Linked DNA regions of Mus musculus: regions 1 and 2 are each linked to region 3. A link is a loop called in an ENCODE intact Hi-C map of the cell type or tissue named here. Cell type or tissue: left cerebral cortex. All regions are shown on one strand.

Region 1 (5,000 bases), 69 kb after region 3:
GAGAGCTTTGTCATCTGTTTTGTTAGGAGATGTATACCTGAATTTTGTCTGGCAAATTGTACATATACAACATCACTAATATAAAATGTACACAATTACCCTCCAATACACACACACACACACACACACACACACACACACACACACCAGGCAAATGGTAAAATGCTCGCTTCCATGTACCAGGCCCCGAGGGGGAGTGTGGGGGAGGGTTACACAATAAGTCTGTTTATTCAGACTCTCCTACCTTTCTGTGAGTTTCTTATGTCTCTTTCAGAGATAGGATTTCATTATTTTGCAAATGACTCAGATGATTCTTTTCAACAATGGATCTTTATTGGCATGTATTGATTATTCAGAATAATGGGTTTCATAGTGATATTTTACATATGCATATCGTTGTGTGGCTTTGTTTAGTTGATATTTACTGGTTTTGAGACAGGATTTCATGTTCTCCAGACTGACTTCAGACTTGCTTTGTAACCAACGATGATCTTAAACTTCTGACTCACCTGTCTCTCCCTCCCAAGTGCTGAGATCACAAATATGGATCACTAGAGCTATATATTGTATTTGGGATTAAATCCATGACTTCATACATTCAGGACAAGCATCCTACCAAGTGATCTACATCCCTAGCCTTCAGATGATTCTTATTCTTATTTATTTATTTTTTATTTATTTATTTGCAGAGTGCCCTGGCTGACCTGGCACTATGTATGCCAGGCAAGCCTTGAACTTACAGAGATCTGCCCTCCTCTGCATCTAAATTCTAGGATTAGAGACATGTGCTACCATGCCCAGCCAAATGATTAGAGCCCTTCACTTGCTTTTCAGAAGTTGCATGAAATGCCTCAGCCAGATTGTATCCCTGACACCTTATATTTAGCCATTGTCTACAAGGGAGCTTGCAGTCATTAGAAGGAGGAGCCACTTTTAGCCTAAGCCCTGTGATTCTGGCATGCATTGCATGCCCCTCCCTAGCATAGAAAGCAAGAAAATTCTGGAAAGAACAGAGTTTTATCACTGAGGTACAACAACCCGAATCAAAACAAAGAAAAAGATATGGAGGTAAGCATTGAGTGGGAATGGAGAGAAAGGTGTTCTTGGCAGGGAGAAGAATATAAATATGGCACTCCCAAGTTTAGATCCAGCACGCTGCTCTCCGACACACAGCATCCCCAAAGTAGAGCAACCAAAGAGCCTGGGGAGAAACAGAGGAAACAAACGCACTGGCTGTGATTAAGAACAGCTAAAGCTGAAGCTCCAAGTTAGAGCAGCTGGCTAGCAGGAGGAGGATGGGGCACCACCACGCACCCCAACTCAGAACACAAAATATATAGGAAAAATAATATCTGAAAGTTAGATACTAACCTTGGTGTGTTATACTTAGTGGGGAGGAATGGACATTGCTATTTAAAGAATGAGTCAGAAAGGCTACATGTGGAAGGAGAGAGAGAGAGAGAGCGAGACAGAGAGAGAGAGAGAGAATTTTAAGACATTCTTAAACCTGGACTGGACTGAATTAGGTGGCGGGACACATAGGTCAGTGGTAAAGTGCCTGCCTAGCATATGCAAGGTCTGCGTTCCATCCCCCAAGGACAAGCAACTGGAAACATCTCACAGCTCAAAAGGCGGCTTCCATCAGACTGAAAGGAGACTCACCCAGCTTCTCCCAGGTTTCTAGCATGGGTAGCTCATCACTTATTGACTACAATAGGGAGCAAGGGTGAGAAGACTTGAAGAGGCTGAAAGAACCCAGGAGGCTGGGAGAAAGAGTCATTGGCTGTTTTGTACTGAGAAGCAGCACGGTTGAAAAGGAAGTGCTGCTTCCCGGTGAGAAAAAGGGGCCAGGTGGTAGCAGACAAGGGCAAGACGACAAGTTTCTCCTACCCCTCCTCTTCCTCCTCTTCTTCCTCCTCCTCTTCCTCTTCCTCCTCCTCTTCCTCCCCTCCCTCCCCTCCTCTTCTCTGAGACAAGGTCTCACCCTGTAGCCTTGACTGGCCTGGAACTCACAAAGATCCATCAGTCCCAAATGCCGGGAGATTAAGGCCATTGTTCCCCACCCACACCCACACCTACACCTGCCTCTTAAGCCCGGTTCCTTTGGCCCTTTTTTGCCTTGCCTACACAGCTTTCTGCTGCCCACAGAGTCTCCTGTTCTCTCTTTAAGCAAGCTGTTCATCAATACCCTTCCAGCATCGTCCACTTGTTTGAGTGGCAGGGCTGGGACCTGGAGAAACGTGTTCAGAGCTACTGTGCTTGAAGAATCTTCTCGAATGGTTATAAACAGTCTCATGTTCAAAACTTGCTCTAATATATTTTCTTTTCATTTTTAAAAATTTGCTCCACATAACGGTCACACCTCTTGAGCAGCCCACAGTACCATGAATATGTTTGTATCTAGGTAAATCCACAGCTGCTGTTCTCTACAGGTTTTTTTTTTTTTTTTTTTTTTAAGAGTTTTGATTGGAACATATAGAATTTAAGCACATTTGCTATTTGAAAGTACCTTTGTTTTGTGCCTTGAGCAACTAGCCAGAGTCATTTTAAAATCATGGTGGTGACTAAGAAAGTAAGATCTATGCAGAAAAATCTGAAGAATTTTATCCATTCTTAGTTCTTGTTAACAGGCTCATTGTGCGCCGTGTGGATGGCTTGGGTCTAGGACAGATTTCTCTCTGAACTTGACAGCATGGGTATATGAGTGCAATTTGGCCTTTCGTTTTCCCTGGCAGCCGGTGCCCGTCCATTTATATGGTATGTTCACAGGAGAGCTGACAAGTGTTGAGAGGTTTTATTTGATATGCAATTTTTTTTCCTTTTAAGATGAAAAAAAAAATCCGTAAAAATAGGTACTTGTTAGCTAGTTTTCCTAGTTAGTCTTGTGATCATAACCAAATGTTTCATTAAAGAGTTTCACCCAAGCAGGTTAACGTGCTGAATGGTTGTGCCGTGTTTAATATTCATGGTGAAGGTGTACACAGGGGGAGTTTTTAATGATGCAAATGCAAAGCCACATTATTTTTCCTGTATGACTTGCAAAAGCCATTCCTTCTAAAACAGGGCTATTTATGCTAATTTGCAATAGTTACTGAATTGCAGGCGGCTCTGTGAATTTACTTTTCTTGGCAGTTCTAGAATATCCTGCCATAACACATACTGAAAAATTGTTTGACGGGTTATGAAAATCTGGATGCACTGCAGGTCGGTCTTGTGCAAACCATGAAATGGTGACTCCGGTAGGAACACAAAGCCTGTTATCTGATCAGGGAAAGGAAGCGGTAAAACGGGGAATCCAGGCTTCTGAATGGAAGACAGGCTCTGTGTGGCTACAGAGGCTCATTAGGAAGGTTGGGTACTTGCTATGTAACCTGGTTTGTGGTACCCAGCCCTTACTTGGTATTATTGATCTTTTTGAAGATGCTGAGCTGCACTGTCCATGAGACTCACCTGGGAGGCTAGTAACACACACCTTTCTCTAGAAGGCATTCATTATTGTTTTGAGACAAGGGCTCATGTAGCTTTAACTGGCTTCAGACTCACTATGTATCCCCCCTCCCCGCCCCCATGAACTTGAACTCCACAGTTCCCTGCCTCTACCTCCAATGGGCTGGGATACAGGTATTTGGAATCATAGCCAGCTTGGTGGCTTAACTGACTTTTTTTTTTTTTTCTGTTTGGAAGAATAGGATAAAAAATACTTTATTGTCTTTATCATATATTACACAAAGAAAATCTTTAGTTGCATCATAAAATTAAATGCTTTTAAAAAATAAAATAAGGAAACTGGTCTAAACCAGCAGACTTCTGGGGCCTGCCTGACTCAACTGTTTGTTAAAGCAAGTAAAAGTTTACTCCAAATATCTCTAAACAAGACTATTTTATTTGGAATTGTGATAAATCAGGACAGGTATCTTGGAGGGAAGGACCTTGGTTTATAACTTCAACTACAAAATATTTAATCTTCCGTCTAATTTAAATTATTCAAAGAGTTTCAAAACAGTTGTGACATTTAGAACATTAATAAAATATAAAAATTTAAGAGAAATAAACAATTAGGCCATGAGCAAGATAGGTAACCCTTTATAAATAAACTTGTCAATATCGTAAGATACATGAAATATCACATAGCAATGTCTCAACATGAGTTTTTAAAGCGAGGGAAGTGGTTGTCAGAATTACAGGTGCAGAATACGTTTTCAGAATTTTGCTATTATTTTTTAAACTGATCCTCTAGAGTTGTTTTTCTCAAATGATAATTAATTATTGGGTCTGTCACTATTGAGCTAATGATGTGTGATTGCTTTGTTAATGATTGATGACCTCAGTGAATAATATGATTCCACACTGTTAGCTGTGTCTAACTTACTCCTTAGAGACAGTTCCTAACCTGGGTGGGCAAGTGGGATTCTATGCAAAGACATTGGGGAAAAAACAGAGGTCGTTCATTTGTTTATCAAGTAGATATTGAGAATGTGTATGCAAAGCACTTATACTTTCTTGGGGCATAGGGAATACTGTAGTGAATGAGAGAAAGGGTTCCTATCTTTGACGAAGAGCAAGAAGACAAACATGAAGGTGACTGAATGATAAACTACTTAACTATGTGAAGTGCTTTGAAAGATACCTACAGCCTGGGTTGGACATAAATGATGATGTATAGTTTTAAAGAGATTTGTGTGTGTTTTTTTTTTTTCTTAGAGATAGGGTTTCTCTGTGTAGTCCTGGCTGTCCTGGAACTCACTCTGTAGACTAGGCTGGCCTTAAACTCACAGAGCTCTGCCTCTGCCTACCAAGTACTGGGATTAAAGATGTTCCCCACCATGCTTGGCTAAAAGGATTTCTCTTTTGAGACAGGATCTTAGGTACTGCTGACTAGTCTCAAACTTGATTGTAGCTCAAGATGAACTTGAGCTTTTAATCTCCCACTCTCAGCTTCTACTCCAGTGCTGGGATTGTCACTGTTTATCATTTATCTTAGATTTATTGAGATTGTTTTT
Region 2 (5,000 bases), 110 kb after region 3:
TTTAAATAGTAGGAGAAAGGCACAGAATAAAAAGCCAGTTCCATTTCACCACCTGGTCTGTTTGTTCTTATTAGATTTCTGGGATTAGCAGAAACTCTGAAACATGTTTGGTTTTATCCAGCTGGGGGTTAAATTTGACTCAGTCATTTACATATAGTTCATAAATAAATGAGACAATTCTTTATACTACCCCAAATGGCCAAAATTTTCTTATGCTACCAAAGGTGTGCTCTGTCTAAGAACTGACTCAATGAGCAAGTGGAGTGTTCCCTTTAAGGGTTCCTGGATGAGGAGTGGTATGGCAGGGAGCATTGGAGGTACAGCTGGGTCTGAATTCTCACATTCCTGGATGCTAAGCTAAGTCACAACACGGTTTTGTCTCTTCTCAAGAAAGAAGAGCAGGGCTTTGCTTGTGTAGAGGGATCAGCTTAGTTTATGGTTTTGAGCTCTGAGGTGAGAGGCATTCTGAGTAGTGAGTGGTTATCTGGTAGCAGCTGCTGGATTGTTAGTTTAGTAGGATGCTTCTCTTTTGGGGTGACTGGCATATTCTTTCTTTCAGGAAGTCTTCCTCCTTGAACTTGACTGCAGAACTCTAAAGTAGATGAAGGGAAGACTTCCCCACATGCATGGGGCTTCTTCACTCGGGAGGAACTGTGCTCCATCCTGATGATAAGGAAACAAACTAGTATCACCCTTAGTTCTTAAAAAACCCTTTCAATTTCGAGTTGGGGACATAGTTTGGGTTGGCGGAGCCATTGCCTTCTAAGCATGGGAATCTGACTGAGTTTAACCCCAGCTGCTTCTATTAAAAAAAAAAAAAAGAAAGAAAGAAAGAAAAGAAAAAGCCAGGTGTGTACTCTCAGCACTGGACAGCCAGAGACAGGAAGCTCCCTAGAGCTTACAGGATAAGTAGCCTAGCCTACTTGTAGACCAGAGAGAGAGACCGTATGTAAAAAATTAAAATATCGGATGACATCCAAGGACAGAGGATATCCTCTGTTCTCCACATACACACATGAGCATGTGCACCTGTGTGGTGTGTATTCACACACACACAACAGCTACAACAACAAAAATCCCCAGATGGGTAGGTAAGGGAGGTGGAAGGTCAGGATCTGAGCTGGGGTGTGCCTAGCTCACTGTCTATGGTTGATGAAGGCGGGTGGTTGCCTTTGACTATCAGGCTCAGAGTTCCGCTCAGTTAAATCCAGGTCATCTTTTCCACGTGGATGTCTTCTTTGAAGAAGCTGAAAGGTGGGGGTTTTCTTTGTTTTGCTGTTGTCGAACAAGATGGTGGGCAAATATAAATGGCTGAGAACTCGTTATTTGAGTGGCCAGGAAGGAAGGGAGGGAACTCTCATTCTGTTGTCACAGGTTTCCTGTTCGTTGTTCTCTTCCCCTAGTATGGTGCCATTTTTCACACTGCCCTGTGTCACTGACACTGAAGGAAGGAGCACCATAGCCACATCACGGGTGGAGTAAGAGGGAGATGGGACAGGAAACAGAATAGGAATCGGATTTAGGGTCTAGAGTGGGAAGGTTCACTGAGGGAGTGTAAGCAAATTTCTTAGGCTCCTTGAAACTGTTAAGGGAAGTTCTGGGTCTCCACAGTTACATGCAATATGGCACAGACTTTACATTTAAATGTTAAGTGAAAGACAGTGAAACTGTGGATGAGTCAGATGCAAGAGGAACTGTTTCATTAGCAGGGTTGGGAGGTTCATAAGCTAAGGAAATCCATGATCCCAGACGTTAAATAGCTTCAGATATTTAAAAAAAAAACACCTCAGATTTTAAATTCACCAGTGATCACAAATATAAGAGCGATTATCCGGAAGTTGGGAACTGTGTGACTAAGTTTTTTTTTTTTTTTTAATGAATTATTCAGTTCAAACTGATAGTTACAACATAGTTAAAATAAAAATGACTGGATGTGACCCAAACATGTCATGTGAAGACATAAAGATTTAAGATCCACAGCAACAACAGCAGAGCGATTTAGTAGGAACAGAAAGTAGCTTGGTTGTGCAATAGTTAGCTGAGATTGTGGGTAGGTGTGAGAAGAAAATGTCAGGCACAAGGAATGGGCAATATGGATGGAGCATACCAAGCAGGCCCCTGGTGTCCGCATAGCATCTCTGCGCTCATTACCACCTGTGGGAGGAAGTGGAAAGAGCGCTCTACTCTTAGAATGGGGAGAATTAAAAATTGAAATGACTAACTCTCTCAGAGTCAAAACATGTAGGTGGTTGAGCTAGCACAAAGATTCTCATTGTCAAGGGCCCTGTCTTTTTATTCTACCCTGTGGCCTGTGGAGGCCAGACAATCCTTTAGCCTCTGAACCAATGGTTCTCAACCTGTGGGTTATGACCTCTTTGGGGGGTTGAACAACCTTTTCTCAGGGGTCACCTGAGACCTTATGATTCACAACAGCAACAAAATTACAGTTATGAAGTAGCAATGAAAGTAAATTTATGGTTGGGGTCACCACACCATGGGGAATGGTATTAATGGGTGGAAGCACCAGGAAGGTTGAGAACCACTACCAGCCTTGTGTGTCCCAGGTATCTTACCCAGTGACAACACCAAATCTTCCAGACAGCTTCCACAGAAGGCTTCTGGAGAGACTTCTGAGATCCTGTAAGTGACATATATGTTAAAAAGGCATGAAGTGCCTTCAAGCTATTCAGCAGTGAGGACCTTACATTCCTGGATTGTGCACTTGTGTGTACTGTATTGTATTGTTCCATTGAAATGGGCCCGGCCTCTCTCTCTCTCTCTCTCTCTCTCTCTCTCTCTCTCTCTCTCTCTCTCTCTCTCTCTCTCTCTCTCTCTCTCTCTCTCTCTCTCTCTCTGAGGTGATCACAAAAGTGCTGGCGAATTCTTTCCACCAGTGGTTCCTGCACACAACACGCACTCATGTTGTGGGACTCTTTTTGTTGTTGTTCAGAATTCACCTTAGGGGTTTTCTCAAACTCTGCCTTCTTGCTCTCTGGTGGTTTTTAGCTTTCTTTTTTCTTTCCAGGCTGGGTAGATGATGCAGTTTCACTTCTAGGTGTTAGGATTCTCTTCCACACTGGCTTGTCACGACCTTAAAAGGATTTTAGGTTGCCTGCTTGCTATTTTTTCCTCAAGTCATACCTCCAGTAATGTAGAGACTCGTAAAAGAATTCAGAAGTCCAGCATTAAGGCAGTCCATCCTATAGTGTGAGCTGTGACATATACAATCCACTGTTGTTTTCTAAATTGTCCATGTTGGTAGGTTTGGTGTGTTGAGCTGGTTGTTTCTGAATTGGTGTTGGGATGCTATACTTGACTTCTATTGCTAAGGGTGGAAAGGTATTTGTTATGATCCTAATTGTCTTAATTATAATTGCCGTCATAGCTCTCTCCTGTCAGGTAATTGAGGTCTGATAGTCATTCTTAGCTAAAGCCACCCACAAAAACCACACACAGTGCGTTTTACTCAAAACAGTACTTTAACCACCACTTTGTGATGCAAAATCAGTGGAATTTTGGGTACTTTCTGTAAAATCGAAATCTTTATGGGGGTTTTCCAACATCCCAGTTGATTGTTAACAAGTGATCAGTGAACTAGAGTTAAGTGGATTTGGCTAAACACTTGACTTCTGGGACAGCAATGAGTACAGTCATTGGAAGGGAGCTCCCTTGATTGAGTTGAGATTGGCTCACCTTTTGAAAGATGTGGCTAAGTAAAAGGTATTGTACAAGATCTCTCGGTGTGGAAGGCAGATCTGTTAGGAGTGTACCTGTTGCTTATCTCTGCCACAGGGTTTTCAGTCTTGATACAGTATTCACACTTAGTGCTTTCTAGCTTATAGAGTCTCTTATGAAAGAGGTTTGAAAAAGAATGACTGATCGGTGGGTAGAATTTCCTATGCAGGGACAGAGTGAGAAGGAGATGACTACTAAAGTAGGCTAGCCCTGTGCTGAAAGGCAGGCAGCACCTGACTTGGGAAGAGCTAGCTCTGTCTTGCAGAAGTCAGGAGGTGTCTGTTTATGTTGGAGCCAGCACTCAGGAAGTTACTCTCCCTGTTGAAGGCTCCAGGGCTCATCTTTTAAGGCTCATTACTGTTCTTTGGTTTGGTGGACTGAGCATGTAGTCCTTTAAGGAGGACAAAAAAACCAACCCTCCAACCCACCAACCAAAAACCAACCCACCAACAAACCAAACCCACCAACCTACCAAAAACCAACCCACCAAAAACCAACCCACCAACAAATCCCATCCACCAATCCACCAACAAACCAAACCCCCAAACAAAACTTGATCTGCTATGGTGGCAAACATTTAAGCAACTAAAGCCACAAAGGCTTTCTTCTTGCACATGGACACTGCATTGTCATACCTAATGCTTAGCCTGGAAATGCTACTTCCTCATGGGGGATGGTGGAGGGTAATTTTGAAGGTGACCTGGATCTCAACCCTTGAAACAGAGGTGTAGGAAAAGGTGGTGTGTGGAGGAGGCAGTGGAATCAAGGCCCTCTCAGAGGCCCTGAGAGAGTTACCTGCAGATTCTGTTTTAGCTACACTGTACCAGCTTTGGTGTTGACGCCCACATTCCCAAGGTAGGACCTGCAGCGAGTAAGGCGGAGTGACATTCCAGTTTCAATTATTTTCTGCTGAAGCTGGCAAACTGAATGAAGATTTATATCTTTGGTGACAGGATTCAAATGAGACACGACAAACCTGTAAAAGCTGCCACCTAAACATGTCAATGCAGAAGTTTCCAGTGAACCAGCTAGGACGTGGGGAGACACAACGTACACTGCCAGCCATGCCGTGCTGGAGAGCTTGAGAGATCAAAGACGAAGCCCAGGGCAAAGAGCAGGTCCTTGCTGGCCGCACAGTATTATGGGATTGAGTACAGGAGCCATGTTGGTTTTAGACAAAAAGCCACGTGTCTCTCGTAGGCTTACCTTATGGTGGAAAATTTTAAACTGACTGGAAAATTGACTTACGTTACCCAATTTATGTA
Region 3 (5,000 bases):
GTCCGCTGGATGACTGGCACACAGTTTTTCCCAGGGCCTTCTGATCCCTTGGCTAGGAAGCTGGGCTTCTCTTTCAAGTCCACGGCTTTGGGAGCCGAGTCCAATGGTTTCCTGGAAGCACCACCCTGCAGCAGCTCCGAGACCACACGATGGAGATGAGTGACGAGCTGGGAAGATTTCAGGTCCCGAGTGTTCTCATGCTTCGCCAGGTACTGAAGTACCTCACGGGCACAAGTCTGGAAACCTGAGCAGAACATTTCTTGCCCTGCCTCGAGATTTCTTCCCGACAAATCACCTGAAGAAAAAGACCCAGAAAGGAGGATTTTAGAAGGTTGGGTGGTAGGTAAGTCTGAGGCTCTCTTCTTGTCTCTTTTGAAATTGTCGGGCAATTTGCATTTCAGACTCCAAAAGTCTATGCCTAGAGAATTATGCTGAGAAGTATAAAGAATAAAATAAACAAATTCCGACCACTTAGTTACAGGGTTTTTTTTTCCTTATTAATACTTGGGTTTTAATACTAATTACAACAGAGTATCGCTAAGGTTACATATACTCCACTTTCCGAACTAGGATTCATAATGTCTGTAGAGTGTCCCAGAGAAATAAACCAACTTACTTCTACTCTTGATAAACTTCATGTAGTAGCTACCGATTTTTCTTGTGTCACAAAAATGAACATGCTACTGTGTTTAAAAGTTCAACAGTCACATCTTTTTTTTTTTTTTTAAATAAAGCAGTCTCATTCTAGTCTAGAGTGACACTGAGTTACTCAGCAACCCAAGCTGGCCTTGAACGCATATGAGCCTATCTTAACTTTCAGACTGCTGGGCCTACAGGTCTGCACTACCACACCCATCCTCAATAAGTTAGTATAGCAACAGTTTCATGGAAGCAGAAGTCCAGAGACTCATAAAAAGAAACTATATAAAACAAATACCGCCTAAACAAAACATTGTCTCCCTTGCCCCCCACCCCTTTTTTTGTACGAGATAGGATCTAGGATCTCCCTATTTAGTCTTAAAAGGCTTGGAATTCCCTATGCAAAACTGGCTGGCTATGAATTTAAGGGGCTCCATCTGCCTCTCAAGGACAGGACTACAGGCATGCACCACCATGCCCAAGAAACTGTTACAGCTCCCACTGTAATCCCCCCGCCTGGGAGGGTGAGGCTGGCAGGTTACTTCTGAGCTTTAGGAAAACCAAAACCAGAACAACCAAAACCACCACAAAACTAAAACCAACAACTCCAACAACTGCTGCACACACAGAAACCTAACCTATTCATCAAATAGTTGCATTTCCTCCGTGCAGTTTAACTAGGCTCTTTATTTGTAAGTCTTCTCCATATACTGTAGCTCACACACACACACACACACACACACCCCGAGATCAGTCCTGATCAACTTTCTATTTTTAGAAAGAAAACTGGCAGACATACTGGCTTGGTTTGGTTTCTGTGATTCTCATTCTAGCCTTGGACAGGACTGAAGAACGCCTATTGGGGTACATATTAGGATTCCCCCTGGTCTGTACCCCGATTCTCTGAAACTCAGGATAAATGAATGATGAAAGCAGTGGTTTCGTTGGATTGTGCAATTTGCCAAGATACCTGGTGGCTATTCAGGGAACCACAATGGAAGGCAGGCAAGAGGAAAAAAAAAAAAAAGAAAAAAGAAAACCTGCTGTCATCCTGCCAAGACTGCACCCCACATCCAAAGAGAAGGAAGCAAAGAAACAGGAAAACACTGGGGGCAGACCCGTGTTCTGTTCGCCCATGAATGAGGGCTCATCAGACCAACTGTAAAAACACCCACAATGCAAATTATAGGTGCCTTGGCATTTTAAAGGGGGATGGGGAAGTCTCCCATAACCTAGACACTCTCAAAATGTCACCGAAACATTTCATCACTGGGCTAACATGGACTCATTTCAGGTGGCGCACAGCAGCATTCCGTATGGCAAAATATGACCTTTTAGGAAAGAATCAGAAGAGCATCTCCCCCCCCCCCACCCCTGCCCAGTGACTGTGAAAAATGAATGGTAACAGAAGAGTCAGAAGCCAGAGCGAGCTCCCAGGGGCTAGATTGGCACTGAGCTCTCAGGAGACACTAATCAGGCCGGGGACTCACCAGCTTGTAAACCGCTCTGCAGGGCAATGATTTTCTGCTGCTGCTGATCAATTAGATTTGTCAATGCTTTCACGTGCTTCAACGTAAGCTCCAGAACCACTGCTTTTTCCAAGTGACCCAAAGTCTGAAGAAGAAGAAAAAAACGGAGAGTCTGTCACCCGTGAGGTCAGTGGAGTCCCTTCTGACACTATCTGTTAGGAGAATTGGGTGTCAACAACAACAAAGATAGGAAGAGTCTTTCCTGCTCCACTAAATTTAAAGTTTGCAGATGTTTTAACATATACACATAGATGATCAAAAGCTTAAAAAAAAAAAAAAGCCAGACACGTGTTGTCTATCTTTGGAGGCATTTTGGTAGTTGTTACAGTCTAGGGAGTGAGCTGACAGATATATTTCTCCAGCAGCTGCCCTGACCTTAACTTAGGGGACTCCGGGGATAACATTTATCTGCTGTGGTGTCAACCCAGGGAGGGATGTCTACTGTGTCTGGCAACCAAGTGGCTTTCCCAATGTGTTGCGTTTCTTTCTTTCTTTCTTTCCCCCCTGACACTTGTTCAGAACTTCCAGTCATGCTGGCTTTTTGTCTTCCTTTCCAAATACTTTTCCCGAAGGAAAAGCTAAAAAGCTTTTGGCTACCAGTAAAGATTATGACGAAAAAAAAAAAAGGCACACATTAAATAAAGTAGGTCCTATTGTAAATGAAAAGCGGACAAGGCTTAAGTTTTTAATTTCGTGGTTTGCTTCTTTAAGTCAGGGAGACTACAAGGTGGTGAGAGAGAGAAAAAAAAACTACCAAAAGGAAGCTGTGTTAGTGTTGAAGCCAACTTAAAGAGGCCCCAGATGGTTCTGGTTCTGCCTCTGCTTAGGAAGTTCTGGGTCTGGGGATGGGTTCCCTCCAAACCAGAAGCTTTGATCCGCCCGTCTAGCATGCAGTTCCCCGTGACGCCTGCAGGCGGCGAGAGACACCCCCACCCCACCATCCGCCCTCTGGGCAGAAGAACTGGGTTGGAGCGCAGCCAGCTTCTCACTTACAGTAAGTTTGAGATGTTCGGGTAGGAGATCCTTCAGCTGGGCAATGCACTCGTTAATCCGGTCACGTCTCTTTTTCTCAATCAGCCGGTGCGGCAGTTTGTAAGTTTCCTGCATGGAATACATGGAAGCAATGGGTGCCCGGGGAAGGGAACGAAGCTTCCTCCCTTCCTTCCCAACCGGTAGCAGGGGGGAAAAATTCTGCGAGGGCGCAGAGACGCACCCAGATTCACCTTCTCTGCCCCTTCTTTCCCAAGTCACTCATTTGTGGCAATGAGCTCATCTCATCTTGAACCCCCCAGCCAACCTTGAAACAAGCAAACTTTTCTTGGAAACTCAGCGCACACGAGGGGCTAAGGAATGAGGTTCCCAGGGATGCACCTACCTTGCTGTCTTCGCTCCGTTTTATTCCCCGCCTGGACTTGTACACTTGGTACATGTGGGCAAAATCCATCCTGCAGGGAGAGAGGTCAGAAAAAGCCGTGACTCCCGAGTGCGTACTAGCTGCAGGAGCCCTAGACGTGAAAGAAGCCCCCTATACTCTCAGAGATGCCCCAAGTTGAGAGTGTCGCGGAACACAAGGTTAGGAGTGGAGACTTGAAGGGATCACAGCACACACTTACCCTGACAGGTCTCCGTGCTCCAGCCCTGGAGCTTTGGGCAGGCAGGTAGGAGGTGGTTGCGCGCTGGGGATCCGTTCCATGATGCGGCGAGCAGGGGCCACTGTGCGCTCCTGTCTGCACTTAGTAGAGTCTGAGAAAGGGCTGCCCTGGAAGGGAGGATCCGAGGGTCTCAAGAGGTATGTTCCTATGAGCTAGCCTGAGCTTCCTTGCAATGCGCTGGGATGCCAGGAGCAGCGGCTTTGAGGTGTCGCTTCAGTTGGGGGCGTGCATGGCCGGGTGTCCCCACGGCTTCTGGCTCCCGCTCTGCACACAGACTGGCGGTGTGTGCTCGCTGCGCTGTCTGCGCCGTGCGAGCCAAGTGAATGAGAAGTGGGGCGGGCGGAGAGGCGGGAGGGAAGGGGGGGTTGCTCAGGGCGGAGCGGGCGGGGCGGGGGGGGGGGAGTTGCTGGAGGGGACGAGCCGAGGAGTAAGGAGAGGCTGCGGGCTGGGTTAAATGGGAGCGAGTGGGTGGGTAGAAGCTACGTGTTCTACCCTGTGACTCCAAGCACGTCTGGCCGCTGCCGGGGAGGGAAGGAGCGACCTGCCCGCCCTCCCCCGGCTTCATCACATGAGCCTCACGTGTTGGACAACGCTCTGGCGGCTGCGAAGTGCCCCCCCCCCCTCCAAACCTCGGGCCCCCAGGTGTCTGCGGCTGCGGCCTCCTTTCCCCGAAAGAGGGGGTGGCAGCGCAGCCAGAGTCCTGCCCAGCTGGGTGGGGGGCACGGAAGCTGGAAGGAACCGGGGAGCTGGAGGGGGGGGGGGAAGAGTTGGTAACGTGGGCGAACCTGCCCCAGGGAAATGAAGTAAGTTCCCGTCTCCTGGGAGGGAACGGGGGAGGACGGATTCCGCCCGCGTCTGACTCAAGCCGGGAGAGGAATATCCCCTTGGTCGCTCCAGCCCAGCCTTCTTCCTCCTCCCCCGCCTGGCCCGCTCCTAGGAACCGGTGCGCAGCTGAGGGAGTCGTCGGCCCCCCTTAGCCTTCTCCAGAGGCTGGGGTTTCTTTCCGTCCTGGCTTCCCAGCCCCCCCCCCCCCCCCCCCCCCAGCGCTCAGCCTCAGTGTCCAGGAATTGCCCGCCTTGGGGAGGGACCGAGGGCGGGGCGGATGTCACCCCATGGGAAGCGGGCTGGTGGCCAGGAGCTAGGGCAGCCGAGGCCGCCGCCGAGCACGCCGCGCGCACCT

The links. Peaks named below come from ENCODE experiments on the same cell type or tissue, not always from the same donor. Only the 100,000 strongest peaks of a DNase experiment are listed, where the experiment ranks them.
Region 1: it touches region 3 in a loop (7-fold over the local background); 3 of 42 quality-filtered maps call a loop at or near these places.
Region 2: a loop joins it to region 3, with 6 times the contacts of the local background. A loop is called at or near these places in 11 of 42 quality-filtered maps.

What each region holds. Positions count from the first base shown.
Region 1 is chr6:108,590,553-108,595,552 of GRCm38, reverse strand. The region is part of intron 3 of 0610040F04Rik (RIKEN cDNA 0610040F04 gene); the gene reads left to right. Among named protein-coding and RNA genes, the nearest start is that of Gm44040, 57 kb to the right of the region's middle. In left cerebral cortex, no CTCF peak of the experiment used is centred here; DNase peaks (open chromatin) are centred at 1,132, 2,174, 2,727, 3,110 and 1 more place; H3K27ac peaks cover 2,815 bases.
Region 2 is chr6:108,551,716-108,556,715 of GRCm38, reverse strand. No RefSeq gene overlaps it. Among named protein-coding and RNA genes, the nearest start is that of Gm44040, 18 kb to the right of the region's middle. In left cerebral cortex, a CTCF peak has its summit at 2,147; DNase peaks (open chromatin) are centred at 1,554 and 2,114; H3K27ac peaks cover 1,801 bases.
Region 3 is chr6:108,659,774-108,664,773 of GRCm38, reverse strand. Bhlhe40 (basic helix-loop-helix family, member e40) reads right to left here and starts at 4,145. Exons shown (of 5, transcript NM_011498.4): 1 at 3,782-4,145; 2 at 3,544-3,613; 3 at 3,162-3,269; 4 at 2,130-2,253; 5 at 1-295. The coding sequence starts at 3,861. 0610040F04Rik (RIKEN cDNA 0610040F04 gene) reads left to right here and starts at 3,840. Exons shown (of 7, transcript NR_104577.1): 1 at 3,840-3,957. In left cerebral cortex, CTCF peaks have their summits at 1,623 and 3,082; DNase peaks (open chromatin) are centred at 2,131, 3,117, 4,257, 4,712 and 1 more place; H3K4me3 peaks cover 5,000 bases; H3K27ac peaks cover 4,448 bases.